Linked DNA regions of Mus musculus: region 1 is linked to region 2. A link is a contact called in ENCODE Hi-C or POLR2A ChIA-PET data. All regions are on one chromosome and are shown on one strand. The core of a region is the stretch at or near the end of the contact, and the rest is flanking DNA. Distances in the headings are between cores, read along the strand shown.

Region 1 (2,824 bases), core at 176-2,675, 63 kb after region 2:
TTGGGAAGAGCACTTTAACCTTTAGGCCTGCTCCCAAGTCTGGCTGAGCTGTGGCCATCTGCACCATTAAGCTAGATTGTGAAGCTGTGCCTTGGATTTTCCAATAGCTGAGCCTGTCGGGTAGACTGATGCATGCACTCTGACTGACACAATGCTTCTTCGCCCCGCTCTGCCTCTACTCAAATGAGGCTTCTTACCACCCTCCTTGGGTCAGAATCAGTCCCCAAAACCGAGAGAGCTGCGGGCTCCCGTTCTAACTTTCAGTTCAGTTTTCTCATTTTTAAACTACTTTCTCCAACAGCAACAACTTTCACGGCAAAGAAAAGCACTCCCACAAGAACCCTTATGGGGGAGGGGCGGGGGAGGGAATCAGCAGCTACACACAGCCGAGAATATGGAAATGAAAACATTTCCAGGATTTGCAAGAATGCCTTGCAGTGTTGTTTCGTTACGGAACCTCGGGGTAACTTCAAAAAGCGGATCTCAGACTTACAAACTCCCTAAACGAACGACGAAGTGTTCTGAAGGCGCATCGGGAAAAGGCTCTTGCTACACTTGCACCGAAACCTTGGCAAATACTCAAAAAAAAAAAAAAAAATCCAGATTCTCTGCCACTGATTGTTAGCATTCGCGTGAAATCCACCACTCCGACTTGACGCCTCTAAGCGTTAAAATGCAAGATAACTGTTTCCCAAAAGGAGCGAGGGAAGGGGAAACTTTTGATGTGGGAAAAAAAAAAATCCACCCGTGAGGGATGCGTATCCCTGCCCACCCACCTTTTTCTTCCTCCTCGTCCTCTTCATCATCGTCTTCGTCATCCTCCTCCTCCTCCTCACTCTCTTCCCTGGGACCCGGCATCTCGGGTTCCTTCTCGGATGAGGGCGGCACGGGGGCGTCCTCTCCCTCCGCAGCGGGGGCCGCCGCCGCCGACATGCTGGGGGCCTGCGGGCGGGGAGGAAGCCGCACGCTTCGGTTCTCTCGCTCGCGCGGGCATGGAGCGTGCCGAGCGCCCAGCGTCAGCTCCCCTCCAAGTCGCCTACCCTGGGTCTGTCACTCGGCCCGCCTCCCCGGGGATGCCCGAGGCGGGAAACCGCACCGCCCTCTCAGCCGCCCGCGCGCGCTCCCGCCCGGCCTGCGCCGCCCCGGGCCGGCTCGGGCCCGGCCAGTGTGGCCCAGGCGAGCCGAGCCTTGCGAGTCCCCTCCCCCGCGGCGGGCCTCAGTGCTTCTGGCCGCGTCCCCTCCCCGCTGCCCCGGCGCCTCCCCGCCGCCGTCCTCACCGCGGGTGCGCACGAGAAGGCCGCCGCTGTGTAGAAGTCGCGCGGGGCCGAGGTCCTCGCGCCGCGCGCTCGCTCTCTCTCGCGCTCTCTCTCTCCCCGCTCCTCAGAATCAACAAGATTTTCAAAATGGCGGTTCGGGAAGCAGAGCGGGAAGGCGCCGGCCAATCAGCGCGCGGCGCTGGGAGTTGGCGCGCGCGGGAGGGCGGGCGGGAGGCGGGGCGGCGGCGTCTCTCGCGGGCTGCCCGGGCGGGGTCTCGGGGGGTCTGCGGTCCGCGGGAGGACCCGGGTCGCGGCGTCCGGCGGGTGGCTGGGTGGGTGCACGGGGTGGCGGGCGGGCGCGAGCCGGGGCCTCCGCGCTGAACGGTTGGACGCTAGGGGGCCTGCGAGCTTCCAGCCTCCCGATCCCGGGAGAAAAATGACCGGCCGTCCTGGGCCGCGGAGCCGGGGAGCGTCTGGAGGTGACGAAGTTGAGGGATCCGCCGAAGTCTTTCTCGACTCGACTTCACGCGGCGATCACCCCGCGGACGGGGTTGATTCGGAGCCACCACGTTTGTTTCCGAGGGGTCGTTCGAGATGAAGGCTTCCAAATGAGACCTACTTGCGAGGCTTCCCGTCGCCGGTACGCTGCACCGTGACAGGGACCCACCACGTTAAGTGCTCACACCACCAGCGACATAAATAGGTTTCAAACCGGTGAATGTTAGACAGATTCACCCTCTTCCTTTCTCTAGCCCCCTTGGTCTCCCCTATAATGCAGATACGGTATTTGTCCAGCCACACTCTCCTGTCAAGAATTCTAGGCAAGCCCTCTGATACCTTTTAGAGTCCACAGTTTAAAAGCAACATTTCCTTACGTGCTCTCCTATGTGATTGTCTTCATTTTTTCCCTACCCTGAGAATAATCTCCCTCCCTCCCTTTTTTTTATCCAGTCAACCTGGTGGAAATATGATTGGTTTCATTTGCCATAATAGTCTCCAAGTTGAGGGACAAAAGTTAGACTTTATTTTCTTCTGTGCCCCTTTTGTAAACATACGCAAAGTCCTGCTATTTTTGCTTTCAGATCTTAAGCCATCTCCCATTCTACTGATTCTGCTCACCTTTCTTTGTTTTTTAGTTTGGGTTGCAACAGAGCCCTTTCCAAGGGCTACTCTCTCTGCCTTTTCCCACTAATCACACCTCAGCCAAAGCTATTTTATTTAGTTTGATCTTCTGCTTATAAGCCTCAGATGGTCCCATCATAACTTGGAATAACCTCCAAATTTCCATATCACAACGTGTAAGATGCTACTTAACTGGCTGCTGACCCTCTGTCTGATGGCTCCCTGACACAGTTGGCCTGTCAGTCACACATGCCTTCCCTCATGTTCCTGCACATGGCTGTCATTCACACTATCTAGGATTTACTCTTCCACTGCCAGGGCTGCTCCTTCCTATTGTCATCAATGAACTCGGTCCTTCCCATCACTTATCTCTGGTCAAGTATTTCTCTTACCTCCAGGCCATCACTGTTTTGATACCATTCTCATCCGTTCCTTTATAAGTACCG
Region 2 (3,115 bases), core at 329-2,828:
CCACAAGGTGTCTCGTGGCTGTCTGTAACCCCGTTGCAGTGGATCCAATACAGGCAAGACATTCGTTCATATAAGGAAAAAAAAAAAAAAACTAAAAAAAAATTCCACAGTTCCAACCTGCCCTTTAAATCATTGGTGATCATATGTCTTGAATCTGTGAACCAGCAAACATGTCACAAAGGCAGTAATGTAAGGAAATGTCCTGTTGTTGCATGATTTAGCTTCTGTGCTTAGGATTAAAGAAGGACCATCCCCATCAACTCTGGGAACGGAAATGCACTTCACAGCCAAGTATTTGCTAACAAAAGGCTTTTCCCTGATGCTCATGTCAGGGGGCAGAGTCCAGCATTCTGAGAGGTCGGAGGGAAGTATGGGATTATTGTGGATACAGAAAAGCAAGAGAATCGCTCTCCTCCCATCTCCACTCTCTATCAGAAGCTGTGATGCCCAAAGGTGCCCTACAGAAACAAGGGCTCTCCTGAACACAGAAGAAAGATCTTTAGCCCACCCAGCTCTACCTCACCGAAGCTGGGGCTGTTAAACACAACCACTTAGCTGTTGTAACAGCGCCTCAGAGTGGTGCTCACTGATCATTTTTTGAGAAAAAAAAAAATTCTAAAAACAATAAAGGTGCAAAGTACAAGGTTGAGAAAAGACAGATCCGCAATAACTCCCACTAACAAACGTTTACGTCCAATATGCCTACCTAAAAAACATCTTTTTCTGCCTAGGATTTTTTTTTTTCATTTTTAACAGAGGGTCTATCTAGAACTCACTATATAGTACAGGCTGACCTCTAGCTCGCCCTGATCCTCCTGCCTCAGCTTCCTCGTACACAACAATGCTTGGGTTCTGCTTTAGTTTTATTTTTGAATTTCATTAAACTGAAAAGCTAACTTCACTGAAGTCCACAAATCTCCAGGATGGCTCAGTATTTTACACGTGGACATTGTTATCTGAAACACACCACTAAGCAAGGGGCTACTTAATACATCGGACTCAAAGCATTTCTAGTCTGATCATTTATTCCCAGTTTTTGCTGCGGTTATCGGAACCCCTTTTCGGGACTCAAGTAGCTGGGTCATCCATGCTTTTCGGGAGCCCCATTCTGAAAAAACGCTGTAACAGGCTCACACAGTCTTAGCAGATGACCGCCTTTACTACCGGTTGAGAACTTACTTACCTTGGCTGCAGCTAGCTGCTTACCTCTCAGACACTAGCCCGCCTTTGTAAGCCGGGAGCTGTGCAAGGACTCACAGGCCCCGCCCCAGGGGCGAAGGCCCCGCCCAATGTGGTCTGATCCCACCCCGGAAAAGATTATCCAGGCTCCGGTCCTATAGGCCCTGCCCGGGGCGTGAGAACTCTGCCCAGGACACGCAGGCTCCGCCCAGCGTGCAGACCACGCCCAGGGCGCGCAGGCCCCTCCCAGGACCCTGTGACCCCACCCAGGCCGCCCAGGCCCCACCTTCAAACCTAAGCCCCGCCCCGAAGCAAGGTCTCCGCCCAGAACGCGTAGGGCCCCGCCCTTAGCAGCTGCCGAGATTGCGCAGTGGCGGAAATCATCGGGGCGGGGCGAGCGCCGGGACCCTCCTGCTCCCTGGGCCTGTGCGCTCCTCCCACTCCGGGTCACGGCGTGATAGGGGCGGAAGCGGCGGCGGCCGAGCTGCTGCAGCTGGCAGTGCGGATCAGGCCGTCCGGTGCAGCCCGGTGCAGCCCAGGGCAGCATTCGCCCCCTGGCCAGCGCTCTGAGGTAGGGACTCGAGCCTCACGCGGGCGCGCTTGGGGGTGGCGGCGGGCTTCGGGTGACAGCTCCGCACAAAGCGGCCGGCTGTGTGTTGAGCCTGGTCTGGAGGCGCGCGCGTTCCCCGGGGCTCCCCGGCGTCCCGCGTTTGGAAGGGGTGGCGTGGGGGACCCTGTGCAAGCCGGGGCTTCCCGCGCTGGGCTGCGGGGTTGCGGCGCCGCGGGCTTTCCCACTCGTCGCTCTCTTGGAACCCTGCAGGGAGCTGCTTGCGCCTCGGCCGGGCGGAGGTGAGTTGGGCGGCGGCTGCACCTGGCACTCTGGCGCCGGCACCAGCTGCGGACCGGGTGGACAGGACCCCAGTCTGGATTTCCACTCTGGGCTATGGGAACCCCGCAGCCTGGAGGAGGGGTCTTACTCTGGGATTCCACCCAGCGCTGTAGGGAACCCATCTACATGGAGGCAGGACCCCTTTCTCTGCTCCCACCCGGAGCTGTAGGAGCCCCTTAACGTAGAGGAGTTACCCCACTGTAGGAATCTCTTAGCCCAAAGGAGGGAACCCCACTCTGGGCTCCCACTCGGGGCCGTGGAAACCACCCCCCGCCAGTCGCGAAGAGAGACCCTAGGCTGCGGTCCCACTTGCGGACCAGGGAACCCCGTAGCCAAAAGGAGGGACCCTATACTGTGCTCCCACCAGGGACGTGGAAACCCCGCAGCCAGGAGGGGGGACACCAGACTGCCTTCCCCACTCAGGGTGGTCGGGAATCCCCAAAGCTTGGTAGGAGGGGCCCAGGCTTCCCTTCCCGCTCTGTGGTGGTGAGGAGAAACCCCACGCTGGGCTCCTGTGTGGGGCAGTGGGAGCACCGCGGCCAGGAGGAGGGATCCCAGGTTGCGATCCCCACCTTGGGCAGCGAGGCGCCGTCAGGTTCGCTGGTGTAGCGGATACCTTGGGCATCTGCCGCGAGGGCCGCTGATGAGGGCTCAAGCAAGCCTTCCTTGGGATTGCACACCACCAGGTCCCGGTCCATATGGCTGATAGTCGGCGCAGCTGGCCTGTAAGAGAAGCAGGCCCAGCTGCAGAAAGTTGGGGTTGAGTGATCTGGAACCCAGCCACCGAGGCCCAAGTTCTCGAGCAAGCAGCAGACCACGCCAGGTGTGGGGAATCCCTTTCTTAACCCAGGCACAGCTCAAAAAGCGTTGGTTAGTCTTCAGCCTCCCAACTCAAAGCAATCCTTCTGCCCCAGCCTTTCTGCAGCAAATACAAAGCCACCAACCACATCTGCTTTGAATGCTTACACAATATATTGTGGAATCCTTTCGGAGGTTTTCTTCAGAGGGTATGTGAGAAAATTCTCTCGTCAATAATTGTCTTCCACA

What was found. A loop is a pair of places that touch in the nucleus more often than their neighbours do. ChIA-PET counts read pairs that join two places held with the same protein, here RNA polymerase II (POLR2A).
Region 1: a map of v-Abl transformed pro-B cells shows a loop between it and region 2 (2.4-fold over the local background). The contact joins the promoter of Dek here to the promoter of Kdm1b in region 2. A Hi-C loop is called at or near these places in 2 of 37 maps with a recorded cell type or tissue (both v-Abl transformed pro-B cells). POLR2A ChIA-PET finds 5 or more read pairs at or near these places in 3 of 5 experiments (Patski and embryonic stem cell).

The regions. Positions count from the first base shown.
Region 1 is chr13:47,104,796-47,107,619 of GRCm38, forward strand. Dek (DEK proto-oncogene (DNA binding)) reads right to left here and starts at 1,426. Exons shown (of 11, transcript NM_025900.2): 1 at 1,278-1,426; 2 at 777-942. The coding sequence starts at 933.
Region 2 is chr13:47,041,921-47,045,035 of GRCm38, forward strand. Kdm1b (lysine (K)-specific demethylase 1B) reads left to right here and starts at 1,579. Exons shown (of 21, transcript NM_172262.3): 1 at 1,579-1,750. It overlaps Tpmt (thiopurine methyltransferase), which reads right to left and starts at 1,297. Exons shown (of 9, transcript NM_016785.2): 1 at 1,184-1,297.